2 separate regions of the Homo sapiens genome follow, and region 2 is linked to region 1. The links are chromatin loops, found by intact Hi-C in ENCODE. Cell type or tissue: PC-3. All regions are shown on one strand. Each heading gives the region's core, and the rest is flanking DNA. Links, peaks and the distances in the headings are about the cores only. Region 1 holds the start of LOC105374721 (a long non-coding RNA gene). Region 2 overlaps TTC23L (tetratricopeptide repeat domain 23 like).

Region 1 (15,121 bases), core at 2,818-10,817:
GGTAGGAAATAAAAGTAGAAAGTGACCCTCTCATTTTCATTCCTAGTGACTGGCTTGGGGAATTTGTACTTCCTGTTTCTTTAACTTTGCTTTCTGCTAAACTAAAGATCCTGGTTCCCAAAGTGAATTGGCAGTGGGGAAGGGGGAAGGAGGTGGAGGGAATCTTATATCAGGGAATAGAGTCAAGATTTCACTGAATCTAATATTACACCTGTCAATTGGTCATCTTAAACTCCTTTGGCTAGAAGTCCAGCAAGCCAAAGAAAAAAAATTCTATCCTGGCAGGGATCATTGATGTTGGATGTCACAGGAGGCAGGCTTGCTTCTACACAGTGGGAGCGAGAGGAAGTATCTCTGGAACTCAGGGGACAGCCGGGTCCCCTCTTGGTGCTTCTGTATGGTGAACGGACAACTACAGCAACCATAGGCTGATGAAGACATGGAAATGAGGGGTGAAGGTCTAGGTTACCTCACTGGGCACACAACCTAGACCAGCGAAGGCCAGGATGGGGGTCGGGGGAACCTAGAGTGGGAGAAAGAAGAGTCAGATGATGAAGAGTAGAGTTAGAGCCTTTGGACTAACTGCAGCAGAAGGGGCTGTAGCTTGTCTCACGAATATGCCTGTGATAAATCTTTTTCTTCCTTGGAAACTATGACCAGATGCTTTGAGAAATCATTGATTGGACAGTTTCATGAGTGGATCTGAGTGTGACGGGTTGGGCTGCAGCAGATGCTGTTGGTCCTCTCTCATATTCTCTTGTCTCCCACTGGTCCTGTGCCAGCACAACTCTCACCAGCGGGCTGCTCTGGCCACAGGAGCAGGCTCGACTTGCCCAGGGACAGGCTAGAAATTCCAGGAAGCTCACAACCTCGGGAGTAGCCCTCAACCAATGCAGGATGGGAGCTGGTAGATGAATTCCCAGCTTTCTCACTCCTGGGGTAGCGCACCACTGAAGCATGAGCTCTGTAGTTTCCCAGTGGATGCCTGCGGGAATGGTCCCCAGATACCCGGCAGTGCCCACTCCTTCATGCCCACCATCTTGTTTGTCTTTACTTTCCTGCATCACTTCCCCACTTCCTTACTGGCACTTCCTGCTGTTACCTCTCAAATAAGCTGCTTGCACCCAAATCCTCATCAAATTTTGAGCAAACCCAAACTCAGAGAGTGACCAAGCCAGAAATGAGTCCAAATAATTTCGCTCCAGATTCTATGCCTTGAACTACTATGTTTGCATTAAAGAATGATCCCATAGATATAAAGAGTGCTGACAAGGAGGAAAATGATCCAAATAGCTTTTAAAAGCAGACACAAAAACTATTCCACCATTATAAGCTCTTATAGCCAAGAGTTAGTTTTTTATACAACAGTCCTTTATTTGAAATCAATCTTTGCTAGAGACTTAATGGACACTCATCGGGATGATTCTTTTCCAATAACTGTTTTATTGATTTTTCAGTGGCAGTTTTCTCAAATAACATTTGATAAAGATGGGATTGCATGATACTCAAAGAGGAACCCCTCGCCTTTCAAGAAACAACAGGCACGTGAAGTAAAATTGTGTATATTAATTAGGTGTTTCTAACAACCAAATAAAACGTTGCCCTAGACGCAGAGCAAAATTCTGGTTCCTCCACATTCACAGCTTTGTTAGCATCTTTGGGAATTATCCTCATCCTCAGAGGGAGGAAAAGAGATTAGGAAGAAGCAGGAAAATTGGGCACAGTGGTTCACGTCTGTAATCCCAGCAATTTGGGAGGCAGACACGAGAGAATCGCTTGAGCCCAGGAGTTCGAGATCAGCCTGGGCAACATGGAGAGATCCCATTTCTACAAAAATAAAAAAATTAGCCAGGTATGGTAGTGCACATGTGTAGCCCTAGCTACTCAGGAGGCTGAGGCAGGAGGATTGCTTAAGCCTGGGAGGTCTAGGCTGCAGTGAGTTATGATCATGCCACTACACTCCAGCCTGCACTCCACTTGCACTCCAGCAAAACTCTGTCACAAAAAAAAAAAAAAAGCAAGAAATGATCGCATGTCTTACCTTTCTGCACTAGGTTTGTGGAGCCTACCATTCTTCCTCTGTCCTCGGTCCACCCCTTTCTAACGCCTTGTACTCCGGTTAGGAGTCTGAACTGGGGTGAGCAAAAACCACCCTGAATAGACACTGGCCTGAGAAGGGGTTTGCAGTCTCCTTAAGAGAAGGAGGAAATTGACAATAAGCAACTATGACAAAATCTGACTCTGGGGCCTGGAGTAGTGAGCACTGGCCAGACTGATTTGTGGAGGTAGCCTGGTTGGGTGTGAAAGCACAAAGCTACAGTCATGGGTATTTCTCCAGGTCACATCTTTGTTATTTCCATGAACTGCATTGGCAGTAAAATGTAGAGCCCAACTCTGGAACCAGGTTGTCTGGGTGCCTGGACTGAGTCCCAGCTCCACCACTTACTTGGTGGTTTTACTGAACTTTTCCGCGTTTCATCTGTAAAAGAGGGACAATAATTATATTAGTCAGGGTCTCAGCAAGAAACAGATGTGTTCTCAAATTGAGAAGGGTTTAATAAAGAGACTACTCACCAAAGTGGGCAGGATTAGGGGAAACCAGCATGGGGCAGTGAAGCACCCCAGAGCTAGCAACATCAGGAAGCCAATTCTGCCCTTAGGCCCACAGGTTTTATGAGAATGAAGAGTAACTATGGATTTGCCTGTAGAAAGGGCTGTGTACTCATAGCTGTGGCTCTCAGTGGAGGAACATTGACCCTGCCATCTTTCAGACCCAATGTTTTATTCCCATTCCTGGATATTTGTGCCTCCTGTTAGTAGCCCCCAGTGGCTGAACCCAACTAAGATACAGAGTGCAAAGGAGGCAGGCTAAGGCCATCCATCAAAGCTAGCTTCCTAGGGCCCAGAGCAGAGTGCAGGAGGGCAGACAAGGAATCTAGAGGGATAGATAGAGACTATGGGGCTCAAGAATGGTAGCTACCTCACAGTGTTGTTGTGAAGATTAATATTACAACATAAAGCTCAAAGATCAATGCAGACACATACTTAGTAAGCACTGTAGTAGAGTCTGTTACATTACTGTATCCCTCATATCTCTCTGTGCCTGTTAGCATCCAGGTTGCTGCAGGATTGGTTGAGCCACTCCTTATGCGCTCAGCACCAGTCCAGCTCCTGTCACCAGGAGAATCTCTCTCTGTCAAGGCCAAATGTCTGCTTCTCATCCCTGGGGTATTGCTCTTGTATGACAGTGTCTACCTCTATAATCGGGTCCTGCATCATCTCTGAGGAAAGGAGCTTCAGAGTTGGGCCCAGGAAATGAGCCTCTGGAATGCTGGTCCCTCTGGACAACCTTTCCTTCTCATCTTAGAAAGTAAAACTCCTCCAGCCAGTTAAACACCATCCCAGACAGAAGTTGACCACATCCAGGCTGAGCAGATAGGAAGTCTGCTCTTGCTTCCTCTCTCCCTATCAGTTAGGATCTAAGGACACCTGAGAGTGAGTCCAACTCACTTCCAGAATTGAGTCTTGCCACCTACCTCCTCCAGAATTTAATAATAGATATTGCTACTATCTATTGGGCATATAATTATGGGCCAAATAGTATCTAAGAAGCTTTCCATATCTTATGACATTTAATTTTTATAGCAACTCTGCCAAGAATTAGTATCCCCATTTTACACATGAGGAAATGGAGACTCAGAAGTTTCACCTACACAATGAGTAAGTGGCAGAGTTGAGATGAGTCTGGCTGACTCCAAAGGCCTCTCCATCACATGATGATGTCAACGGATCCAATGTAAATCATGCTTTCTCTTCTAAACTTTTCCTATAGACACAAAATGCATGTAAGCAGAGAAAATGGACTTTTTGTTTGAAAAGTGTATCATTTTTGTGGGAGACAAGATTCACACAAATAGAGCGGTTTGAAAATGATCCAGACCTGTATCAAGCCAGGTGCCACAAACTTTACATGCTGTGGGAGCTTAGAGAAAGGGAAGAATCTCAGTCATTGAGTGGGACTTTGTAAGAAGTTGGTCTCTGATGAGGAGACATGCTCTGCAGACAGAAGTGAGAAATGCCGGCCCCAGCGCGGTGGCTCAAGGCTATAATCCCAACGCTTTGGGAAGTGAAGGAGGGAGGACCACTTGAGCCCAGGAGTTCAACCCAGCCTGGGCAACAAAGTGAGATCCTATCTCAAAAATAAATAAATAAATAAATAAATAAAAACAATTAGCTGGGCATGGTGCCATGCGTCTATAACTCTAGCTACTTGGAAGGCTGAGGCTGAGGCAGGAGAATTGCTTGATCCCAGGAGTTCAAGATCACACCACTGCACTCTGCCCTGGGTGACAGAGCAAGACCCTTTCTCAAAAAAAAAAAAAAAAATAAGCCAATGGACAGGGCAATTGATGGGTAAAGAGAAGGAAGAAGAGAAACAAGCCCAGTAAGTGGAAGAGAATATTGACCTCACTAGAGAAGGGAGCACTAGGGAGTAGCAGATAATGAAGAGGGTTGAGGAAGAATAAGAAAGTCTTTGAAAGCCATAGAGAGGAATTCAGACTCAATGTGGGAGAAAAAGGAACTCATAACAGTTGTGAGGGGGCAGTGCCAGATGAAAGAGTGTCAGAAAGGTTTAGATTTCAGGAGGAAGGGAAGGGACTGAGAGGAGGAGAGGCTATGAAAACATGCTAATGCAAAGCAACAACAACTGAGATAAGAAAGAGAAAATTGCAGCCACCCTTCAAAAGAAGAACTGGCCAGATATGGTAAACAAATTAGTCAGAGCAGATGAGACAAGGATGACTCCACAGTTTTCACCATGCTTGATAAAGGGGACAAGGAGAACAGACAGGGAGAAGAGTCATCTATAAATTGAGCTCATTTAAACGTGAAAGAAGACTTCCCCGAAAAGAAATGAAAAGGATCCCTCTGATAGAGAAGCAAAGTGTTTTGTTTTTGCTTTTGTTTTCTGGAGAGGAAGAATACCTAGCTTTACAAAAAGCTCCTAGATCACCAGTTCTGATAGATCAGAGAAGTCTTTGAATAAACGTCTCTCAGCTTAGAGGCCCCCTCTGTGTGTCTTGAGCTGTGTGTGACTTCAGGGTTAGTGGGCTTAGGAGTCTCACAGAGGGTTGAGGGGACTCCTCCTACTTAGTGTGTCAAAGTGTTCTTGCTAGCCCGAAAAAGAAATCTAAACAAGTCCGATTTGTCATCTTGTTAAATCTCGAGGAATTCAAAAACACATCCTTACTAATCAACTGGTCAAACACTATTTACTCATTGAGCAAAAGTCCTCATCTCGTCGGACCCTGTAAAGGTTTTATACTCAAGGCTTCCCTTGACATAGATTCATTAAACTATATACTTTCATTATCGTTAAGATGTCTAATTGTGTCCAAACTGTTGCCACCAGTAACTTGTGAATTCCATAATCTTTCCATTAAGATCTTGTATTTCCCTGATATTAGCTCCCTTTTTTGGTAAATTTAGGTGTCTCCCTGCAAAATTAATTAAAAAACTAAAATAAAACATACTTTATCTCTCTGATCAGAGGGTCCATTTTCATTTCCTTTGGGGGAAGTAATAATTTAAGTTGTTAAATGCACTTAATTTATAGGTGAATCTTCTCCTTATCTGTCTTTCTTTTTCTTATTTATCGATCACCAGCTGAGAACTGGATTTATTTGTTCTTACTAGTCTTTTAAATATTTCTTTTTATTTCCTATAAATTAAGGGAAACTCATTTTGCCTTGAAAACAACAACTTACTTCAGTGTAAAGTATGCCTCATGTTGTATGATGTTTCCTTTCTTTTTTTTTTTTTTGAGACGGGGTCTGGCTCTGTCACTTGATCTGGAGGCCAATGGCGCGATCTCGGCTCACCCAGCCTGGAATTCCCAGGCTCAAGCTATCCTCCCACTTCAGCCTCCTGAGTGGCTGGGACCACAGGTATGAGCCACTATGGCCGGTTCAAGAGATCCTTCCGCCTCAGCCATCCAAAGTCCTGAGATTGCAGGCGTGAGCCGCCGTACCTGGCCATATGATGTTTCTTTCAAACAATTTGCATGTGCATGTGTATGCAGGTGTGTGTGTTGGCGGTACGGGTTGGGGAGAGGGACTAGGGCAGAGGAAGAAGAGGGGGGTGTAAAGTTTTCTCAGAACTTAGTGGTGGGCGTGTGGCGTAGGTGGTTGAAGAGATAACAAGAGCTCACTTTAAAATGATTGCTCCCCTTTAGCCTCTATCAAATTTTTGAAGAGGCTTTATAAGACCAGACATGAAATGGCATTTCCTGATTAGCTCTCAGGAATACTACGTGTCTACAGACATGAATCACATCCCCTGTTTGTTCATTCCATTTCACAACAGGAACATGAGACATAACTCACCCAGACCTTAACCAACTTTGGTGAGGAGAGGGGTATTCAGCCTTCCTCCTGTGGGATATCCAGCCTGAACTCTGCTCATCTGGTCTGAGACAGAGCCCAGCAGTAAGATTAGAGATTAGGTGCCTGTTTGGTTTGGTCGTGCAGGTAGCCCAGTCAAGAAACTCAGCTTGGCGAGTTTCCATGGTGAAAGGGGAAATAAGAGAGTGGGCCATGGGGTATTTCTCATGTACTAAGATTTTTGAAAGCCACCTGGATCATTTTGACTCAAGGAACATGGCCAGTGCTGTACAGCCTTGTGTTTCCGTCACAATCAGCCACCCATACTTCCCCTCACTCCTTTTCCAGCCAGGTGCTGCCATTCGCCTTTCTTACCTTGCGTGATGGATGGTGGAACAGCTTCCCGAGTCAGCAGGAGGTGAATAAGAGCTCCTGGTGGGGCTGGAAACTTCTGTTTCATGTTTACCTTTGGTTCCTTTGTTTGTACAGCCTTGTACTGTTTTCCATCTAGATTTCTGACCCATTGCCTCCTAGCAACAAGTAGCTTTTGTCTATGCCTTTACCCCTGACTCACTGGTCTAGATTGTTGACCCACTATTTTGCCAGGATCTCTAGGTCATTGTACTTCTTACTACTACCTGTCCCTCTCTTGTTTCCTCCCCTTTCCTTTTTCCTTCCTTCTATTTGTATACATTTACTGAGGATTTAGTGTGAGTAAGCTATGAACAAGTTCTGGGGACCCCACAGCTTTAGCAGAGAAGATGGATGGAGATAAGTAATTATAATAAAGTGGAATAGGTATTATGCCAGAGTTAGTAGAGGGAACAGTGAAAGACTTTATATAGGGCTGGGGAATCTGTATGAGACAGAGAGGGAGACATGAGACTGGAAGGGAAACCAGAAGCCAGAATTTTTTTTTTTTTTTTAAGACAGAGTCTCATTCTGTTGCCCAGTGCCCAGGCTGGAGTGCAGTGGTGTGATCTCAGCTCACTGCAACCTCTGCCTCCCACGTTCAAGAGATTTTCCTGTCTCAGCCTCCTAAGTAGCTGGGACTACAGGTGTGCACCACCATGCTCGGCTAATTTTTGTATTTTCAGTAGAGACGGGATTTCACCATGTTGGCCAGGCTGGTCTTGAACTCCTGGCCTCAGGTGATCCACCTGCCTCGGTCTCCCAAAGTGCTGGGATTACAGGCATGAGCCACCACACCCCACCAGGAGCCATATTTTATAAATCATATTACAGAGGATGGACTTTATCCCAAGGACCACCAGAAGCTCTGAAAAGACTACTAATGGTTAATATCTATTGAGCAGTTATCATGGGTTTTTCCTACATTAATATTCTCACATTATCCTTTGGTGATAGGTATTATTTGTTAGATTTGTTTTACAGATGAGGAAACTGCGACTTAGAGAATATATCAGTCAGGGTCCAACCAAGGCAACCAAACTTCTTCTAAGTATTTTAACCAAAGGAAATTTAATCCAGGGAATTGGTTATGCAGGTGAAGGAAGAGGAGAGAACCCAGACAGCAATGGTGAGGCAGCTGAGATCAGCAACAGCAGAGAGCAAAAGGGAACGGGCTGTGTTATTGAAGCCCAGGGGCCAGTCACTGTTCAAAGCTGGAACCACAGGAGACATCACTGAAAACAGACATGCCTGCAAGTCCCCACCTTCCACCATCCAGGGTCCTTATTGACTGAATCCATCTGGAAGCCAGAGGGCCTAAGGAATGTAATAGATAAAACAGCAGGGGAAGGATACTGTATTGGTGTGGGTCCCAATGGAAATCAGACAGCACACTCAAAGTAGAATAATTTGAGCAGGGTTGATTTACTAAGAGCTAAATTACAAAGATGGGGGAGAATAGGGGAACCACAGGGGACTTCAGAGTGGTTACCATCTGCTGTGGTTTTGATAATTGTCTCCTCCAACATTCAAGTTGAAATTTAATCCCCAATGTGTCATTATTGACAGATGAGACCTTTAAGGGTCCTAAGGGCTCTCCCCTCCTGAATGGATAAATCCATTCAGAGATTAATGGGTTGTCATGGAGTGAGCTTTATAAGGAGAGGAAGAGAGACCTGAGTTCACCCACTCAGCCCCCCAACTATATGATGCCCTGCACCACCTTGGGACTTTGCGGAGAGTCCCCACCAGAAAGAAGGTTCTCACCAGATGGCCCTCTCAACCTTGGACTTCCCTAAGCTATGAGAAATAAACTGTTTCTTATAAATTACCCAGTTCCAGGTATTCTGTTATAAATTACAGAAGATGAACTAAGATGCTATCTCTAGGGCCAAAGAGATAAGGAGAAGAAGAGGTTGTTGAAACCTGAAGGGAAAAGGAGTATTGTAGAGCACGCCACTTGAAAAGGAGTGCTGCTTTCTTGTTGAGGGACACAGCCACAACCTCACAAGGAGGTACCTTATAGAATATATACTTTGACCTCCTTCTCTTTCCTTCCTCTCATCAGCTGGGGCTCTGTATTGGCCAAGCCCGAAGGGAAGTTTGAGGGCATAAGAGCCCTGTCAATGTAGTATCATTTACAATTTCCATTTTAGAGATAAGAAACCAAGGCTTGGAGAGTTTAGGCGACTTTTTCAAGGTCACACACCTAATCTGTAGAACTGGAAATTGAACATATGTGTGACTCCGAACCCATATTTGTTAATCACTATACTAGACTCTTTGTCCACAGGATCTTTCTTGCATTCATGTCTCAGACCTGATATTTCCACTTTTTGCCCATCTACCTTATTACAGAGTCAAATTTGCACAGACCCTCAGAACTCACAGAACCTTCTGCATCTTGTGACTGTTTCCTGTTGTCTGGATTCTGCCTCTCAACACTACTTTGGTTCTTCCTGTTTTAGTAAATGAACATCTATTCACTGCTTAACACCACTTGTATTACTAACATTTCCTGTGAAAACACAACAGTTCTTACAGAAACAAGGGTGTGGCCCACACAAATCATAGGATTCCCAGGTTTTCAGCCTAATATAACATAAAAGTGTTTTCTACCAGATGCTGGGTGTATACTAGCTAAAACCAACAGGTAGAAGGGTCAAGTTCAAGAAGGAATTCCAAAGATAAAAAACTATATATTTGAAGATGTTTGTTGTTGCCTTATTTATATTGGTGAGCCATTAGAGGCAGCTCAAGTATCCAACAACAGGAGGACTGCTAGATTAGTGATTCTCATCAAATACTGGGTGGAAAGCTTCCCCTTGCCCATTTCTGCTTAGAGCATTTTTTTTCAAGGCAGAGCCTGTCTCTGTCTTGCCCAGGCTGGAGTGCAGTGGCATGATCATGGCTCACTGCAGCCTCGACCTCTGGGGCTTAAGTGGTCTTCCCACCTCAGTCTCCCGAGCAACTGGGACTACAGGGGCATGCAATAATATTTTAATAGTTTAAAAAGTCAAATTAAAAACACTTATACACAAAATAATCACATTATTTTCCCAGGAAATCAAAAAATAAGAGTTATCTAGTTTTCCCCCAAGTTGTTTTATAAAACCAAACTGTCTGTTCAGCTGATGGGGCCAGGACTGTCCCCAAATTCTTTTGCAAGAAGGGAATTTCGGCTCTCAGTCTGTCTCTAAGGGGATGGCTATGGGGACTGTATTTCTCTCCCAAGCCTCTTGAGGGAGGTGTGCAAATTGCACAGCAGAGTCTTGGGGCCAAGGGCTGAGCTAAGTCTTTGAACACCAGCTACTGGGCGGGAAGCAGTTAGCACCTGACTTTGTTTAAGCTGTCCCCACCAGCTGTTCTATCCATGGCTGGGAAGAGAGCTGGACCACTTCCACAAATGGAGTAAGCAAAGTTAACACAGAACTAGCCGTGAGTGAAATTTCCAGGGAGTGTAGGCTTTGTACAAACAGAGTAAAGACAAGAAGAGCAGGTAGCATCGTAGGCAACTAGAACAATGGCTGGCTGCCCAATGGTAGTGATCTTCCTTGTGAGGGTGGCAGATGAGGGGAGCATGATGCTGAGATAGCAAACACTTTTTCCCAAACTAGTGGGAACATGTGACCCACAGGAGTGCCAGCCTCTGTTCTGGGTCAGCCTTAGGTGAAGAGGTTGCCTATGATATGTGCTCCTAAAAATGACCTACTTTTTCTTTTAATTCATTGATTTCATTTATTTATTCAACAGATTGAGTGCTTACTATGAATTTCCTATTCTAGGGTCTAAGGATACAGGAATGAACAAAACAGGTGATAATTCCCTACTTATGGTATTTATATTCTAAAAGGGAGGCATAAAACCACTACAATAAGTAAAATGTATAGTATATTGAATGAAGGTATGTGCTGTGGAGAACAGTCAAGCAGAAATGAGGGAGGGAGCATGTAAGGGGGATGTAAAGGTCTTCAGGGAAGCCTCACTAAAAAAGGATGACATTTAAGCAATACCTATTTTATGTTTAGAAATTTTTTTAGAAAAGGTGTAAATTCAGGAAAATACAATAGAAAGCACCCATTCTCTCATTTCCAGAGATAATCACTGTTAACATTTTGTTGATATCCTTTTACACTCTTTCCTACGTGTGTTTGAACATGTCACATATTTAAAGGTATGTATGTGTATGCATGGATACACATGCCTTTCTCACTTTCCAGCACAGCCACAGTTTTCCTTCTTACAAAACTGCATCATCACTTCCACTGGCCACAGGAGATGGGGAAGGGTATAGCATAATGGGGGAGTCAGGGGTCTCACCCCAGTCCGGCCGCTTATGTAAGATTTCTGTGTTCCAATTTTTTCATCAGTAAGATAGGGACCATAGGATTTAACTCCTAGTGTTATTTAGGGGGAGGAGGGGCAATCAAATGATTTACTACTTATGAAGAACCTAGAAGAATCCTTGGCACATAGGAAACGTCTACCAGGAGTTAGGACAATTGGTACCATTTCGGAGTAGAGCCACTTCATCTCTGGGATGGTTTTACAAAGTCAGACAGCAAAGCAGAGCAGGACAAGGAGGGCCTTTTGTCCCTGGTAATGTGTTTGGATCTAATTCCCGATGCTGCGATGCTGCGGGAAGCCTTGGAGGGCTTTAAGCAGGGGCGTGGCTTGCCTGTATTTATGCAGCTGTGTGGAGAATGAATTGTAATACAGCAAAATGCTTAAAGGAAGGGCAGCCATGAGGCTGTTTCAGTAACTTGGACAAGAGATGGTGTCGAACTGGAGAGGTGCCAATGAAGGTGGTTAGAACTGATCTGATTGGACATATATTTGAAAATTAAAGTCAATAGTGTTTAGCTATGGGGCTCTGAGCAAAAGATAAAAGAATTGTGGGGCTTCCTGGCTATGGGGAGAGTGGTAGCATTTAGATGGGGAAGGCCAGGAGTCCACACTGGGGCTGGGTGGGTGGAGCACTAACTCTCTTTGGCCACATTAACTCCATTACCAGGCTTTGCCCTTCATTATCATCATCACCTTAGCTTAGGCCCTGTCCCCTCTGGACCAGACTATAGCTCTAATGGGTGCATCACAGATGTCCCTGACCCCAGCCCGTGGCCTTTCTATGACTCTCTCATGTGGCTTTTCTTAATTCTTCCGTGAGTTTTCCCACTCACTGGCCTTATCCTCTGCTTGCCTGTGCCTGGCTCACGGGTTCAAGGCCAAATCCAAGCATCACCTCCTTCACAAAGTTCTTTCCCTTCTGAATTTCAACACAAATTATGTGCATCACCCATTTGGTTTTTAGCACGTTATTCATATTTTCTTTTAAAAATGTGTTTAGGGCTGGACGCAGTGGCCCACGCCTGTAATCCTAGCACTTTGGGAGGCTGAAGCAGGTGATCACCTGAGGTCAGGAGTTCAAGACCAGCCTGGCCAACATGGCAAAACCCTGTCTCTACTAAAAATACAAAAATTAGCTGGATGTGGTGGCAGACGCCTGTAATCCCAGCTACTCAGGAGGCTGAGGGAGGAGAATTACTTGAACCCTGGAGGTGGAGGTTGCAGTGAGCCGAGATCACACCATTGCCCTCCAGCCTGGGTGACAGAGCGAGACTCCGTCTCAAAAAAAAAAAAAAATGTGTTTAGGGCCAGGAATAGCAAGCTCATGCCTGTAATCCCGATACTTTGTGAGGCTGAGGAGGGAGGATTGCTTGAGCCCAGGGGTGTGAGACCAGCCTGGGCAACGTAGGGAAACACTGTCTCTACAAAAAAATTAAAAGAAAAGCAACTAGCCAGGCATAATGTTGTATGCCTGTGGTCCCAGCTACTTGGGGGACCTGATGTGGGAAGATCACTTGAGCATGGGATGTCAAGGCTGCAGTGAGCCATGATTGCTCCACTGCACTCCAACCTGGGCAAAAGAGTGGGACCTTCTCTTTAAAAAAAAAGTGTTTATGTTCCTCCACTATCCCCTGAACCCTTGCTGACAGGGCCGCAAAGACAGAAACAGTGTCAGGCCCTGGGGGCTGAATGTGTGGGGAGTTTTATGAGGCAGGGTAAAGACAGAAGGGGCCTTTAGGGGAGAATAACAAAGAGGACGACTCCACTCACTTCACGGGAGCTCAGGGATGGCTCTGCACACCATCCCATTTGTGCTAAATTCCACCCAGAGTGGTATTTATGAGTCCCATTCCCAAGGGACTCATATCATCTGGTTCGTATATTTAGGCCATTTTCTCTGGTGTATGAACTGTCCAGAGAGAGTAGGAGATGGTGGAGCAGGAAGCCCTTTGGATAACTGGCCACCTGTCCTTGTTTTCCCGCAGGCCCTGTTCTGTTGTCAGCCAGGTTCTGAGGCTAAACAGAGGCAAACCCATTGCTGCAGAGCTCATCCCTGGCCAGTGCTCTGGGTTTATAAAATGCCTGAACTGCTGTCGTTCATTGGTTCCAGTGGTCAGACCAGCCTACTGGTAAATGGATATAGTTTATTTTTCAGTGCCTGAACAAAAGTGTCTTCCCTGTGGACCTCTCCAGGGCCTGGAATTATTTTATTAGTCTCTTCTTTGAGTCAAATTAAGTATTAAGAGTATGTATGCCATCATTAGAGGTGATCGACATCTTGGTCCAATTCAGTTTATTGCATTAACCAGCAGGCAAGGTTGGAGTGACCCTCCCTCCCTTTACCCTTTCTCCTTCTCCTTCCTCCCCCTCTCCTTTCTCCTCTTGCAGCATCTGTTCACAGGCACACTTTGGTAAGGTTGGGGAAGTGGTGCTGCAGAGGTGTGGATCTGCTTCAGGGAGCCTTCTGGAAGTTCAGGCCCAGAGTGGAGAGCAGTGAGGGAAGTGCTGGAGTGGCCTGGGGCTGCAGGAAGACACTGGGCTTCTTGGCTGAGCACAAACTTTCACAACAGCTCCTATGGTAGCCTGAGTGATGGCCACCGAAGACATGCATGCTTGAATCCCTGGAACTTGTGAATGTTACCTTATGTGGCAAGGGGGACTCTGCAGATACAACTAAGTTAAGGACCTTGGGATGGAGAGATTTTCCTGGTGGGCCTCAAATGTGGTTGTCAGTGTCTTTATAAGAGGGAGGCAGATGGAGCTTTAACACAGATGAGGAGACAAAATGACCACAGAGGCAGAGATGGGAGTAATGAGGTCATGAGCCGAGGATTCTTGGCACCCATGAGAAGCTGGAAGGGGCAAGAAACAGGTTCTCTCCTGGGGCCTCCAGATCCCTTGATTTTAGGCCTATAAGGATGAGTTCAGACTTCTGGTATCCAGAATTGTAAGAGAGTAAGCTTGTGTTGTTTTAAGCCACCAAGTTTATGGTACTTTGTTATAGCAGTGGTAGCAAATGAATACAGTTCATGGGCACACTCTAATTCTGGGTTCTCTAAGGAGGCTCCTGAGACCTAAGGGTCTGAAAGATGTAGCTTCATGAATGCTTGGACCCAACAGGACACCCCAGGCTGAACAAGGCCTTTGCTCTAGGTCAGATTTGCTCTCCCAGGGGAGATCCAATCAGTTTAAAATGGAACCTGCGTGCGGTGGCTCACGCCTGTAATCCCAATACTTTGGGAGGACGAGGTGGGCAGATCACCTGAGGTCAGGAGTTCAAGACCAGCCTGGCCAACATGGGGAAACCCCATCTCTACTGAAAACACAAAAAATTAGCTGGGTGTGGTGGCAGGTGCCTGTAATCCCAGCTACTTGCGAGGCTGAGGCAGAAGAATCGCCTGAATCCGGGAGACGGAGTTGTGGTGAGCTGAGATTGCGCCATTGCACTCCAGCCTGGGTGACTGAGCCAGACTCCATCTCAAAAAAAAATAAAATAAAATCTAATGTATATGATTCATTTTGAAGCATCGGCTCACACAATTGTGGAGGCTGAGAAGTCCCACGGTCTGTCATCTTAAAGCTGGAGACCCGGGAAAGCTGGTGGTCAAGTTCTGAGAGCCAGAGGGCTGATGGTACATGTCCCAGTCAAGGGCAGGAGAAGATTAACATTCCCATTCAAGCAGTCAAGCAGAGAGAGCAAATACCCTCTTCCAGCACCTTCGCTTTCTACTTAGACCTTCAATAGACTGGAGGATGTCTTCCCATACTGGGGAGGGCGGTCTGCTTTACTCAGTCCACTGATTCAATGCTAATCTCATCCAGAGACACCCTCACAGACACACCCAGAAATAATATTTAATCTGGACACCGCATGTTTCAGTCGAGTTGAGGTTTAAAATAAGCCTTCACGCACCCTTACAACTTAGGTGCCATTTCCCCCCACTGAGCTCCCTTCTTATCCTCTGAGAACACAAGGAGGT
Region 2 (15,121 bases), core at 2,330-10,329, 310 kb before region 1:
CAGGAGGAGTCATTAGCTTTAACAGAATTTCCCTCTCAGGAGTGGACAGCTAGTGTTCTAAACAGAAACACCAAAAGCAGCGGTTTCAAGTGCTTTTCGTATCTGTATCTCAGTCACGTCCAGAGATTTCGATAATCAGCAGAGTAAATGTGTGAAATATATTTTTGAAATTCATAGCTTGTTGATCATTATAATAGATACTAGTAGTGGCTCTCACTGGCAAAACTAGAGGTATTCAGGATATGTGAACTTACTAAATTATTTCAGAGTATTTCCTCATACTAAAGTAAAAAGGAAGTAACAATCTAGTAAACCCTGTGGCCTGTACCCTTAGGCATGGTGCCTGACACTTGATTCCAAAATGGTCTTGCTTCCTGCCATTTTGTCCAAGGATTTTGGTTGCCGTGGCTGACTACGTTAGGACAGTACTATTTCTGGAATATTGTCAAGCCTGCCTTAAGTGGACCTTTAATGCAGTGGTGGGTGAACTTACCAAATCAGCAGGTAGTACGTCATTGAACATACAGAACAGGTTACATAAACTTTTTTTTTTTTTTTTGAGATGGAGTCCCACTCTGTTGCCAGGCTGGAGTGCAGTGGTGCGATCTCAGTTCACTGCAACCTCCACCTCCCAGGTTCAAGCGGTTCTCCTGCCTCAGCCTCCCGAGTAGTTGGGACTACAGGTGCATGCCACCACATCGAGCTAATAATTGTATTTTTAGTAGAGATGGGGTTTCACCATGTTGGCCAGGATGGTCTCGATCTTTTGACCTTGTGATCCTCCTGCCTCAGCCTCCCAAAGTGCTGGGATTACAGGTGTGAGCCACCACACCCAGCCGTTTACATAAACTTTTTTGTTTGCTTGCTAAAAAATGTTTATTGAGCTAGGTGTGGTGGCTCTCACCTGTAGTCCCAGCACTTTGGGAGGCCGAGGCAGGAGGACCATTTTAGCCCAGGAGTTTTGAGACTAGTCTGGCCAACATAGCAAGACTCCATCTCTAAAAAAAATTTTTTTTTTTTAATTAGCCAGGTGTGGAGTATGCATGTAGTCCCAGCTACTCCAGAGGCTAAGGCGGGAGGATTGCTTGAGCCCAGGAGTTCAAGGCTGCAGTGAGCTATGGTCATGCCACTGCACTCCAGTCTGGCAGGAGAGTGGGACCCTGTCTCAACAAAAAATAAAATAAAAATAACAATATTTATTGAAATCTGTATGTGAGACAGCTTGATCTGGGCTTGAATTATTTTTTTTTCTAACTTGGTACAGAGATTGTTGGAAAATAGCTAATCCTCATCCACCTCAAAAATGTCAGTGCTTGTTAGCTAATTCAGAAGAATTGTAAGAGCTCTGTATGTTAGCTCAGATCTGTTAGAAATGTCAGGTGTTTGATTGGATTGGGTTATCCAGATTGGTTGAATTTAGAAAGTAGCTTCTGTGGTTTTGCAGTGAGAATGCAACTTTATATTTCTAATGTGGCTTGTTAAGACTTTGGGATTTCACCAAAATAGTAAAATTTTAAAACTTTTGGGCAGAGCACAGAGGATTTTTAGGGCAGTGAAACTAATATGTATGATACTATAATGGTGGATATATGTCATTATAATTTTTCCAAACCCACAGAATGTATACCACCAAGAGTGAACCCTCATGTAAACTATGGACTTGGGTAATAATGCTGTGTCAGTGTGGGTTCATCAGTTGTCACAAATGTACCGCTCTGGTGGGAGATGTTGATAAGGGAGAAGCTAGGCATGTGTGCAGGTAGGGGGTAAATGGGAAATCTCTAGCTTTCCCTTAATTTTTTTTATGAACCTAAAACTGCTCTAAAAATGCCTTTGGGAAAAACTTTGGGGACCAACATAGGTGCCAACTTATTTTACTAGGTATAAGGATGTTAAAATTATATGATTCAGTATCACCACCATTTTATAAAACATTTTAATATCAAAACCTCAGACAATGGCAACCTTACACTGACAATAAAGAAAAACTTTAAACATTAAAAACAATCCAAATGCAGGAACAGGTACACCATAAAATTTTATTTCACAGTGTTATGCTACTGTTTATTGATATAGGTTTGTCAGTTTGGAGATCTTAGGATTGCAAAATAGTAACATTTTATAAATTTTGGTGCCACCCAAAATGGAGTCTGAATGGCCATTTCTTTCTGGTATTTTTTTTTTTTTAATGTCAGTCATTGTTGAAGAGCTATTTTCAACTACGTATGTGAAAATGGAAGCAACTCTTCTGATGCTACTGTAATCAATTCAGAATATTCTGGGGAAGAACAGCAGCCCCATCTCCAGAAAGGGCTAAAATGAACAATGATAGGCCAAGTGACCAGTTAATAAGCACCACAGAGAAGGGCAATGGAATATATAGCTGCTTTCAGCCAGGTCTGCAATGTGGGACCTTGATCCTGAGTGCCAACCCTAAAGCATCCTGGGAGTTAGTCGGCAACTGCCAGGAGAAGGCCTACCAGTCAGTGGACAAGGCTTTGGCTTAGTTAGTATATGTGTGCTTCTGCCACAGCAGAACACAACTCACTATACCTTGGGTACTGGTTGATTCTTAGATTTTACAGGCTGAACAAATGACTGAAATAATTTCCTGAATGAAGAACCAAAATGTGGTTCTGTAAGCACTGAGTGCGTTGATATAGATGTTGATAGTGATACACTTGGATCCCCAAAGACACAGGGTCTTTGAGCTGTATTATTATTAATTTATTTTTTAGAGGGAGTTTTGCTCTTGTCACCCAGTCTGGACTGCAATGGCACAATCTTGGCTCACTGCAACCTCCACCTCCCAGGTTCAAGTGATTCTCCTGTCTCAGCCTCCCAAGCACCTGGGATTACAGGCACCCACCACCATGCCCAGCTAATTTTTGTATTTTTGGTAGAGAGCCGTGTTGGCCAGGCTGGTCTTGGAACTCGTGACCTCAGGTGATCCCCCTGCCTCAGCCTCCCAAAGTGCTGGGATTACAGGCTTAAGCCACCGCGCCCGGCCATTTGAGCTGTATTAAATCAAGTTAGACAACTGGGAAAAGATGAAGAGAGAAAAATTAAAGTTATTTATAGTGCAAACCCAAATGAGATTTCTCTGTCGCTAAATTCACAAGAAAGTAAGGAATATTATTCAAGATTGCAAATTCTTTCGCTAGATATACACTTGCTCAGAGTCTAAGGATTTTCTTCATAAACAACCACAGTGAGTATTCTGTTCCTAAAACAAGCCTTTTTAATCCAGTTTGGTGGAGGCAGCAGAGTGGGATGGAAAGAGTAATCATCTGTGATCCAGGAAGTCTGCTTTATAATTACCAAGCTGACCTTGAACAAATCACTCTCTTGTCCCTAGTTTCTTTTGTTGTTGTTTTGTTTTTGTTTTTGAGATGGAGTTTTGCTCTTGTTGCCCAAGCTGGAGTGCAATTGCATGATCTCAGCTCACCGCAACCTCCACCTCCCAGGTTCAAGCAATTCTCCTGCCCCAGCCTCCCGAGTAGCTGGGATTACAGGCATGCGCCACCACACCCAGCTAATTCTGTATTTTTAGTAGAGACAGGGTTTCTCCATGTTGGTCAGGCTGGTCTCAAACTCCTGACCTCAGATGATCCGCCTGCCTCGGCCTCCCAAAGTGCTGGGATTACAGGCTTGAGCCACCATGCCCGGCCGTCCCCAGTTTCTTTATAAAATAAAATGGTCCTTTCTGACTTTGAACATGTTATGACGAGTTCAGTAAATCAGATCAGGGTAAGTGTTTCAGAAGGTTCAAACTATTCCTCCCAAGGCAGTTTTGGTGACCTCAAACAGGCTATGACTAAAAACACCTCCAAATACAGTTGACCCTTGAACAACATGGGTTTGAACTGTGTAAATCCACTTATACACAGATTTTTTTCAATAAATACATTGGAAGTTTTTTTTTTTGGAGTTTTTTGACAATTTGAAAAAACACAAACTGCGTTGCCTAGAAATATTTTTAAACATTTTAAAAGGTATGAATGCATAAAATATATGTATATACTAGTCTATTTTATCATTTGCTACTACAAAATATGCACAAATCTATTATAAAAAGCTAAATTTTCTCAAAATTTACACACATATACAGTACATGGTGCCATTCACAGTCCAGAGAAATGTAAACAAATGTAAAGATGCAAGGTTAAATCATAGCCACATAAAACCAACTGGAGTACGTACTGTACTGCAATCATTTTGTAGCTGCCTCCTACTGCTGCGGCAGTGCGCGCAGATGTTGTGAATATCCACTCAAAACGCTATGTGATGCTAATCATCTCTGCATGAGCAGTTCAACTCTCCAGTAAATTTCATGTGGCAGAAAAAAGTACTCTCTCGAGATTCTTAAGTATTTTTCATCATGTTTAGTGCACCATAAACCTCATATAATACCATGGGACCCATATGAAGTGCCACTAGTGATGCTGGAAGTGTTCTCAAGAAGTAGAAGTCATGACATTACAAGAAAAAGCTGAATTGCTTGATATGTATCAAAGATTGAGGTCTGTGGCTGTGGATGCCCCTCATTTCAGTCCCAGGATTCTTTCTGTAAACAGACAATGTAAACTTAACGGAATCAATAAATACAGTAATGTAAATGTATTTCCTTATTTTCTTTCTTTTTTTTTTTTGAACAGGGTCTCACTTTCTCATCCAGGCTGGAGTGCAGTGGCACAATCTCAGCTCACTGCAGCCTCGACCTCCTGGGCTCAAGCAGTCTGCCTTCCTCTGCCTCCCAGAGTGCTAGGATTACAGGCAATGAGCCACCACACTTGGCCCCTTATCATTTTCTTAATAACCTTTGCCTTTCTCTAGTTTACTTATTGTAAGAATATATTATATACTATACATATAACATACAAAATATGTGTTAATCAACTGTTAAGCTTATCAGTAAGGCTCCCAGTTAACAGTAGGCTATTAGCAGTTAAGTTTTGGGGGAATCCAAAGTTATACAAAGATTTTTGACTGCACAAGGCATTGGCAGCCCTAGCCCCTGCATTGTTCAGTGGTCAACTGTAGTACATGAAAGTGTTCACCAATAAACTCCTTAGGTATCGCAGAATTTTTTAAAAAGTCAGAACTGAAAGGAATAGAGTTAGAAAAAGGGAAATGGAAGGTAATGGAGTTCCAGTGACACAAAAAACTAACTTAAAGCATGTGACTAAAAGATTTCTTTCCCCCAAGTCATAGATCAGGATCCTAGTTGGGTTTGTTTGTTTGTTTTTTGTTTGTTTTTTTTGAGACGCAGTCTCTATCTGTCGCCAGGCTGGAGTGCAGTGGCATGATCCCAGTTCACTGCAACCTCCGACCCCGGTTCAAGTGATTCTTCTGCCTCAGCCTCCCGAGTAGCTAGGTTTACAGGCATGTGTCACCACGCCCAGCTAATTTTTTTTGTATTTTTAGTAGAGATGGGGTTTCACCGTGTTGACCAGGATGGTCTCAATCTCCTGACTTCATGATTGGCCTGCCTCGGCCTCCCAAAGTGCTGGGATTATAGGCATGAGCCACCGCGCCCAGCCAGGATCCTAGTTTCTAATGGCTCTTGGGTATTTCACCTGGAATGCTGCTGCTAAGTGGACCTTTTTTTCCCAGAGTCCTTAATAAAAAACCGTTGTTTTAGATCTGCCACTGCTATCAGTGTTGAGAAACATTTTGTGGTCGAGAATTTTTATCATCAACAAGGTTGTCTTTATTGTTGGCTATCCTGTATAGAGGTTTTCAATTTGATAACAGAAGACCTAGAGGAAAGGAGAAAACCATTTGAGCATTTTTCTTGGTTCTTGCCTTCTCTTCCTCCATAACTGGCCCTGCCTCCCCCAGCAGCAGATCTCATTGCCTTACCTGAGCCAAAGGCTGAACTTAGCCTGAGGCGACTGTGTCACCATTATTCCACCACATGACTATACTCTCAAAATGCTGGCTCTTCTAATAGGCCTCTAAAATCTTACTAGAGTCTCGGGTTTTCTTCCTAAACAGCAGGGAGCTCTTCCCTTGATTCAGATGGCAAACCAGGGATATTTGAGCCACCTGGATTGTTTAAATCCCAGGTGGAAAACTTATCTAATTTAGGGCCTTTTATATAGTTGATGATTTTCAAGTGGTTTCTTCTCACGAGCTCGGAGACTTACAGCCCGAGGCCCTGTGAAAGATCTCTCTTGCTTGTTTCTAGCCGTTGAGATGTCTGTCCTCTGATTTCCCATTACTGAAGGAGCTGAGCAGGAATTTGATGTATTATGATCCAAAAGACTGCTCCAGAAACACAGTTACTATTAAGTGTTCTTTAGTCACCTCCTATTTCTACCTCAAGCCTGAAAAAAGTGGTTTTCATAGCCCTTTTTTTACTTGAAAAGAATATTTGTTCTGTAGAATATGAAATACAAAATTTTATGAACTTGGGGTTTCTATGCAAGTTGCACTAAAGACAGGCTCATTCTCTATTACTGGACTGTATAAAATATAGAAAGCTATCTGGCACTTTAACTTCCTTTGCAGTAAACCAGGAGATAATGAGATTCCAAATTAGCTGAAGAAATAGGCACAGATTAAGTTAGTTGCCCAGGGGTCTCATAAATTCAGAGGTGGGCAAAGAACTGTAAGAGGGCTGCATCTCTGCTAGGGATAGTAAGTGGGAATCAGCCTCGGGCCTACTTCTGTCGCACCACAAGGTGGCAGGATTCCCCTTGTCTGAAACCTGAAAGGACAACTGATTTCCATAGTGTATATATTATCTTTGAGTTTAGGTGACTGTGTCAGACTGCTTGTCTATGAGACTAACAGTGTTTCCAGAACCTGATAAGTCTATATCTTTTTCGAGATGTTAACCAGCAAAATATTTTCCACATCAGCTTGGTAGTAGCTTTTCAAAATATTCAGCCCCTATCTCCGTTTGCTTCGTGCAACAGTGGTGCCAGTAGAAGGTAATAAAGTCAAAGACCAGCTTTCAGTAAAACTAAAAATAGCTGTTACTTAGTACATGATTACTATGGGGCCAGGCACTCTGCTAAGCACTTTACATATAATGCATTATCTCATTTATTCTCACAACAACACTGAGATAGGTACTATACTTCATCCCCATTTTATAGATGAAGAAACCAGGATTGCCCATAGCTAGAAAGTGGTAGTCCTGGGGTTTGAACTCAGGCTTGCCTGTCTCCAGAACTACAGCTCTTAACCACCATGAATCAAAAAGATTAATTCATAGGGATGCACTGAAGTCATATTTCTATGATCAGATTAAATAGTTGATGAGATAATCATAGTTCATAAAGACTTTATGTCCTAAAGTGGGGCCAAAATTCCTTACCAAACTGCAAAAGTATTCATGTATACCCTCAGGGCAAGTATACACTACACCCTTTGCTTTCAACAAAACCAAACCTTAGTTTCTCTACTTTGATTCTAAAGACAGGGCAAGGTTTTATTTGCCAAAATTTAAATCACTGATCATTTCAAAAAGACTTTAGGTATGTAAAATACAATGGTTTCTAAAAAACTGATTTGCAGCCAGGTATGGTGTGTTCATGCCTGTAATCCCAGGACTTTGAGAGGCTGAGGCGGGAGGATCACTTGAGCCAAGGAGTTGGAGGCCAGCCTGGGCAACATAGTGAGACCTCGTCACTACAAATTTAAAATATAAAAATAAAAATGTTAAAAACCTGATTTGTTCCCAACATGCCAATAAGGAAGGTTTTGTATATATATGTATTTTTTTTAATGTTTAATTTTTTTTTTATTTTTCTTTAGGAGACAGTCTTGCTCTGTTGCCCAGGCTGTAGTGCAGTGGCACAATCTCGGCTCACTGCAACCTCCACCTCCCAGGTCAAGCAATTCTCCTGCCTCAGCCTCCCGAGTAACTGGGACTACAGGCGCATGCTACCACGCCCGGCTAATTTTTTGTATTTTAGTAGAGACTGGGTTTCACTGTGTTTCCCAGGCTGGTCTCGAACTCCTGAGCTCAGACAATCCACCTGCCTCAGCCTCTGAAAGTGCTAGGATTACAGCATGAGCTACAGCACCCAGCCGAAGGTTTTGTATATTAAAAGTCCTGAGAAGCCCTTCAGAAAAGTAACCTGTGTCACTTTGTTTAAACCTGTTTTTTTTGTTTTTTTTTTTCCTTAAATGATTTTTGTCTTTCTGCTACAGAGCCTTTCTTCCTCCCCCAGAGAACTGGCACACATCCCTTGGAATCAGCATTTCTTGCAGCCCCTTTCAGGACATGCTGCCCTGTACAACAGCTGTAAAGTACTTACCATTCCTCCATACACTGCCCTCTGTCATGCTTCTGTGCCTTTGTATGTAGAGTTCCTTCTTCCAGGAATGGCTTCTCTTCTCCATCTGGATGAACTGCTACTTGTCCTTTAAGAAATGGCTCAAATGTCACCCTCTCTATGAAGTGTTTTCCAATTCTCATAGATTGTCTCTCCTTTCATTGCACTGAGAATGCTATTCCAGAACTTAAATTTCATGTTATTATTTCTTCATGTTTTCTCTTACACTAGAATGTTGTCCCCTTAAGATTAATGACCATGTTTTATTTATCTTTATTACCACCTGCAGCTCTAACTGCACCTGGCACTTAGTAGGTGCTCAAAAAATGTTTGTTAAAGGAATGAATGAAGATGAAGAAACTGAGACTCAATGTTTAAGTGACTTAAGGTCGCATGGTTTTTGGGATTCACACACAAGGTGCCTTGACTCAGAGTACAGTGCTCTTTCTCTATACCTGAACAGCAAGTATGTGGTAGAAGTCCAGCTGTTCCCCCACCCGTACCCCAGGGCAGACAACACTAATAATCAAGCTCCACCAAACCCAGCCTTTTGCTCTGGAACCTCAAGCTCTGCCTGCCCTATTCCATGCTATCCTCTCCTATCAGACCATTTCTGTGGGCGTGGCAGAGTAGCTGGGGATTGCAGAGCTCCCCACTGCTCTGCTAAAGATAAGGTACACTGAGCTGGCTCACTGTGGCTTAGCAGCCCTTGTTCCCCATAAAAGAGACCCTCAAGCAGGGAACTAAAGGCTTCTGAGTTTTCACTTCTCTACCTGCCCCAATGCCTCCAGCTAGTCCTAGAATCCTGATTTGGAAAAGCTGCTGCCCCTTGTTTGGCTACCTGGCTCTGGTGGAGCAGATTGTGCTCCTCACTCACTCATACCAAGGTTTGGCCAGATATTTCCTCCTTAATTTTGTAGATGGAGTGTTGGAATGTTTACTAATAAATAATAGGAAAAGAAGATGAATGCAGCAGCCTGGAAACAACCCAGCTTATGGAACATACATTTCATCACTAAGGTCTTGCCCAAGACTGGTCTGGCTGATACAAAATGTACTGCAGCATATCACCTCCTTTCTTTTTCCTTGCTCACTTCTCTCTGGAAATAATCACCTCCCAAATCCCCATCTCCACCCTACTTTCCTTCTCCAGCCCCTCAGCCCAAAAGAGGCTGTTCCATTTTGTTCATATGACCAAGAGGACTGAATATCACTAATAGTTTAATAGGCATTGAGGCACCTTCCTTACTCCCCTCTTATGAGGAGAAAAGGATGGTTCTCCCTGCTCCTTCTGTTGGTTTCTACAGCTTTATACCCATCAAAAGGTATATCAAAATAACTTTTCGGTATGCAGCTGTTCCAGAGACATCTGACAGATAGAAAGATAAAGTTGATAACTTCATGCTTTCATACATCCAGTAAGTTTGATGACTAGGTAGAGTTGTTAAAATGGCTGATATTTATTGAGCACTTAACAGTATACCAGATACTGTGCTAAGTGCTTTATGTAAATAATCTCATTTACTCTTCATTATGTTTCTACATTATAGATACTATTCTAATCCTCATTAGAGAAAAGTGGGGCTTAAGATAACTTGCCTAATGGCACATAGAAAGTGGTAGAGCCTGGATTCAAACACAGATATGTCTAACTTTAAATGTAGTCTATGACCTTAACTACTACATTCTTCTAACAATCAGAACTGTCCAGTAATGGAAGGAAGGGGCCATTTTGAGAGATAATGAGTAAATTCCTGATTATGGGAGGTATTTAATCAGGTACTGGACAAACAGTAATCTCAAAGGTCTTCTCTACAAATACAGCTCATGCTAATATCAGTGATGTCAGTGATTATTTTCTATTTGCCAATATAATGGCTTCTGATTAGTCATCCTTCCCTTTCCATCTGCAATCATTGTCATCTTCATCATCACCATTAACATCATCATCATCATCATCATCATCATCATCATTAACACTCTCATCATCTCTAATTAGCACATACTATGTGCCAGGCACCTTTCTTTGCAGTTTTACTTACATTAACTTATTTATTCATAACAACCCTATGAAGTAGATATTATATTATTATCATCCCCATTTTATGGATGAGGAAACTGAGAAGTAAAGCGATTTGTCCAAGATCTCACAGCTAAAGACAGAGCTGGGATTATAACCCAGGCCATCTGGCACTAGTCCATTCCTTACCACTACATGGCACTCTCTTAATATTTGACACATATACCATACTCTTAAAATGTATCTTTTTTATCATCACAATATTTATTGTAAAAAGTAAAATGACACAGAAATACATAACATAGAATTTGAAAGTCCTCCATAATCCTGTCCTAGAGATAATTACTGTCCTTTGCACTAACTACATATTTACATATACTTATGAGTTATGCTATATATATTGCTCACTAATGTGTACTTTTCATATTTTTAGCCCTAACAGTATATATGGGAATATTCTTCCATGACACTTAAAGCTCTACATCATGCCTTTGAATGACCATATTATATGGCAATAAAAATGTACTAGTATTTCTACTGGTAGACATTTTTTTCCCATTGTTTGCTATTATAAACAAATCTAAAAGATATATTTATGTATGTATAGGTGTATATTTGTATATATACTTATATTTATAAATACATATTTTGTGTAAGGATTTCAAAAGACAAATTCTTAGAAGTGGTCTTTCAGAGTCAAAGGTTACAGGCATTTAAACATTCTATTAACTTTTCCCAACATATCCACCAAAAAGGTGCAATCAAGATACAGTCCCATATAAATAGAGTATTGAGAAGGCTGAGCTCCCCATACTTTTGACAGAGCTGGGTTTTCTTGCCTGTATTTTTCATTACCACAAAAACGATAGGTTAAAAATGGCATTTTATGTTTTGAATCCTGCCTGAGATTGGAAATCTGTGTGTGTGTGTTTATTGGTCATATGCATTTCTTCCTCTTTGAAGTGTCTCCTCGTGTCTTTCGTAACAATGACACTGGCCTCTCTTTCATTGAAACTTTGTCCTCTGATTTCCTATTTTTTCCTGACTCTCCTAATTCTCAAGGACTTTTTCAGAGACTCCTTTTCAGTTCCTCTTTCTGCGTGATCCCTAAATAATACAATAATGATAATTACAATAATTAACATTTCACAGAAGCTTACTATGTGCCATACACTAAGTAAAGCACTTAAAATGAAGTGCTCTATTTCTGTGCATTTTCACAGATGAAGAAAGTAAGCCTTAGGAAGTCTCACTATAAGTGGGAAAGCTCAAATTTGAGCCCCAGCTGTTCTGCTACCAAATCACCATATTATATTCTCTCTGAAATAAGTGTAAGCATGCTCCAAAGTTCTTTCCTAAGCCTTCTTGTTTCACATGTATGTATTCCATGGGTTATTTTATCCATTCCATTAGCTTCAGAATCATTTCTTTGAGCTCCTGGCCCATACAGCCAACAACTTAACAGCCATTGCCAGGTGAATGTATTGTGGGTATTGCAAACATATCCAAAGTGGAAACCATCTTCCCTCAGGCGCCCTAGAAATCCTCCAAGATTATTCCTCTTGCCAATACTATTTAATAGCATTGCCATTCACCCAGTTGCCCAAGCTAGAAACTTCAAAGTTACCTTTGATTCCTGCCTCTATTAAACCTCACATCTGACTGGTCCCACGGTCTGTCAATACAGACTCCATATAGCTTCTCGATCTGTCCTCTACACGTTCTTCCTACTACGGCTTTAGATAATTAAGGGTCTAAACATCTCTCCCTTGGACTATCAGATCTACCTCCTAACTGCTCTCCCCACTTCTCCCTAGGTACCATCTATCCTTCTCATTGCTGTCAGAGTTAATGTTTTAAAGCTAATAATTGATCATGTCATATCTACCCAAAACTCTTTGATGGTTGCTTTCTGTCTACTAAATAAATCCCAAATGCCTTAGCGCAGTACATAAAAATTCCATAATCTCACCCCAGTCTGTCTTTCCAAACTCATGTCCAGCACGTCCCTCCTTAGGTACCTTAAACTACAACCACTCGAGGCCACTTGCTTTTCCTCAGCAATATCGGGTATCTACGCCACTATGCTTCTGTTCATGCAACTTGGAATACTCTCCTCTAGCTTCTTGTCTACCTGCTAATGGCTACTTTTCTTCGAAGAACCTGCAACCCATCCCCCAACCTACGCAGAGTTTCCACCCACATTTCTAACCTCATGATTTATTACTTGCCCTTTTCCTTTACATTTCTACTAAAGACTTACTACAGACTAACTTGTAATCTGGTCATACATGTCTGTTTTCACGTAAGGGACTATATCTTAAACATACTAGTATTTCTAGTGCTTAAATGAGCTAGAAATGTACAAAAGAAGTACATTTTACATTTAGGTAAAAGTTAGACTAACCAACCTGAAAGTTTAAATCTGAGATTTTTGTATGCCCTTTCTGTACACCAAAATTTTATTTGAGGCCCTTGCAACTATCATTTAACCTTGAAATTAACTCTGATTTCAAGGAGCCATTTCTACTTTAGCTTTTTTGCAGAGGCTTCAAAAGCCAAGAATTCGGGCTCCTAGCAATGAAAGTCCAGTGAGTGTAGTCAACGAGTTTCCGGAAGAGGTGAGGTAAGAAGCAGGAGAGTACATCGGAAAACTAGCAGAGTTCCAGGACATCTGGGATTGATTACTCCAGCAAGATGCTGAAGTTTGCAAAGAGACAGCAATCGTTGTACCAGGTTTTGACATCTGGCTTTGGCAGTTACCCCCATGGTTTTGCTCAGCAGTTCTTGAGGAATGAGATATGGGCTTGTTTCAGGGAAAGAAAAACCTTCTGCCACAGCAAAGTCCTTAAAAGACTCTTCTTTTCCCCTTATATGGACTTTCTTGGTAGGTTTGGTTTCGTTGTAATTTACAGAAAGAAAAATTAATTTCCAAGTACCTAAAGAAACTCATACCACCTAAGGTCTGAATTAGATCTCCTAATTTTTCCTCCTTCTATGAATCTTTTCAGATCACCTAAAAGACACAGTAAATACTGGAAGGCAAAGCAACCTCAGGCTACCGAAGAATTAGATTCATTCCAGATATTCTGAAGTGTCTATTTTTAAATACAAGCTGAGTAGAACTTCTGTTCAGTTTTGAGGAAACATCATGCATTTTTTCTCTGAAATTATACATTTTGTTCTTTTAGTTTCATTATTATTACCTTCAGAGCACAAAATATACTTTAGATATGTTCAAAGATTCAAAATCTCAAAACTAACCTATGGTAATAGTGGCTAACAATCATCTCTGATTTCAAATATTCTGAACTGTTGCCCTGAAAGCAAAAGGCAATCTTCTGTGAAGAAGGGGAAGGAAGGGTGTTTTACGAACACTTATTGAGCGCATACTCTGCCAGGCACTGTACTATGCATGTTATAGACATGATTTTATTTAAAACTCACAACAACTCTCTGTGGTTTACTATGATCTGGATGTTAGCAATGGAAAACAAGGTTCAAGGAGGTTAAGTCATTTGCCCAAGGTCACATACTTTGTGAGTGGAAAAGGCAGGTTAAGATCACAGGTCAGACTCCAGTAATGTATACTCTGTACCTATTACTCTTAATATAAAACAATAATACGGTGATACAAAGAAGCCTCTTATTTTAACATTCTGACATATTATCTCTTGTACTTCAGATAGAGAATTGTTATTATTACTATTTTGTTATTAAGATCTCAACATTCATTGGGCATTTAAGACCTGCTAAGACCTTCCAGGCCCTGATCTAAGTCTTGTATTATTTATCATCTCATTAACTTTCAGAAAACGTACTTTTTGAGGAAAGTACTAATATTTTACTGATGAATAAACAGAGGCTGAGGGAGTTAAGTCACTTCACCTAGGTCAGAGAGCTGAGTGATGGAGCCTGAGTTTTAAATCCAGGCAATCCTGGGTGCAGTGGCAGATGCCTATAATCCCAGCTACTTGGGAGGCAGAAGCAAGAAGACCGGCCACAGAAGTTTGGACCAGCCCGGGCAACACAGAAAGACCTCATCTTTTAAAAAAAACTCCAGGCAGTCTGTCTTCAGATTGTAAGCTACACTTCCTGGAGTACAGATCCTGGAGTCAGAGAGACCCAGATTAAAATTCTACCTTTGTCTCTTCCTGGGTGAGTTAACTTCAGTAAATCATAAAACTTCAGTTTTCCCACATGTAAAATGGGTTCTGGAGCCTTGCCTGCTGAACAGGTATCCTCATACGTATACTCAAATTCATCAAAGTCAGAATCTGTATTACATTAGTGAAATGGCATTTTTGAAATCTGATCAACCCGGATTCAAATCTTACATTTACCAGCTATCTTATGAACAAAATACCCAACCTTTTTTTTTTTTTTTTTTTTTTTTGAGACAGGGTCTCAGTCTGTTACCTAGGCTGGAGTGCAGTGGTGCAATCGCGGCTCACTGCAGCCTTGACCTGGCCTCAAGTTATCCTTCCACCTCAGCCTCCCAAGTAGCTGGGACCACAGGCACATGCCACCACACCTGGCTAATTTTTATATTTTTTGTAGCGATGGCGCTTCACCATGTTGCCCAGGCTGGTCTTGAACTCCTGAGCTCAAGTGATCCACCAGCCTCAGCCTCCCAAAGTGCTGGGATTACAGGTGTGAGCCATCATGCCCAGCCAAGATACCCAAACTTTCTGAGCTTCAGTTTCATCACCTGAACATGGAAGATAAAAACACTCACCTAGGGAGGCTGAGGCGGGTGGATCACGAGGCCAAGAGATCAAGACCATCCTGGCCAACATGGGGAAAC

The links. A loop is a pair of places that touch in the nucleus more often than their neighbours do. Peaks named below come from ENCODE experiments on the same cell type or tissue, not always from the same donor. Only the 100,000 strongest peaks of a DNase experiment are listed, where the experiment ranks them.
Region 2: it touches region 1 in a loop (5-fold over the local background); 2 of 110 quality-filtered maps call a loop at or near these places.

Annotation. Positions count from the first base shown.
Region 1 is chr5:34,577,524-34,592,644 of GRCh38, reverse strand. LOC105374721 (a long non-coding RNA gene) reads right to left here and starts at 6,807. Exons shown (of 3, transcript XR_925916.3): 1 at 6,759-6,807; 2 at 3,714-3,826; 3 at 1,424-2,479. In PC-3, for the core only: no CTCF peak of the experiment used is centred there; DNase peaks (open chromatin) are centred at 4,794, 5,204, 6,284 and 6,834; H3K4me3 peaks cover 2,231 bases; H3K27ac peaks cover 7,162 bases.
Region 2 is chr5:34,890,031-34,905,151 of GRCh38, reverse strand. TTC23L (tetratricopeptide repeat domain 23 like) reads right to left here. Exons shown (of 11, transcript NM_144725.4): 10 at 8,277-8,382; 11 at 4,641-5,762. The coding sequence ends at 8,374. Among named protein-coding and RNA genes, the nearest start is that of RAD1, 18 kb to the left of the region's middle. In PC-3, for the core only: CTCF peaks have their summits at 6,479 and 6,689 (motif pointing right); a DNase peak (open chromatin) is centred at 6,701.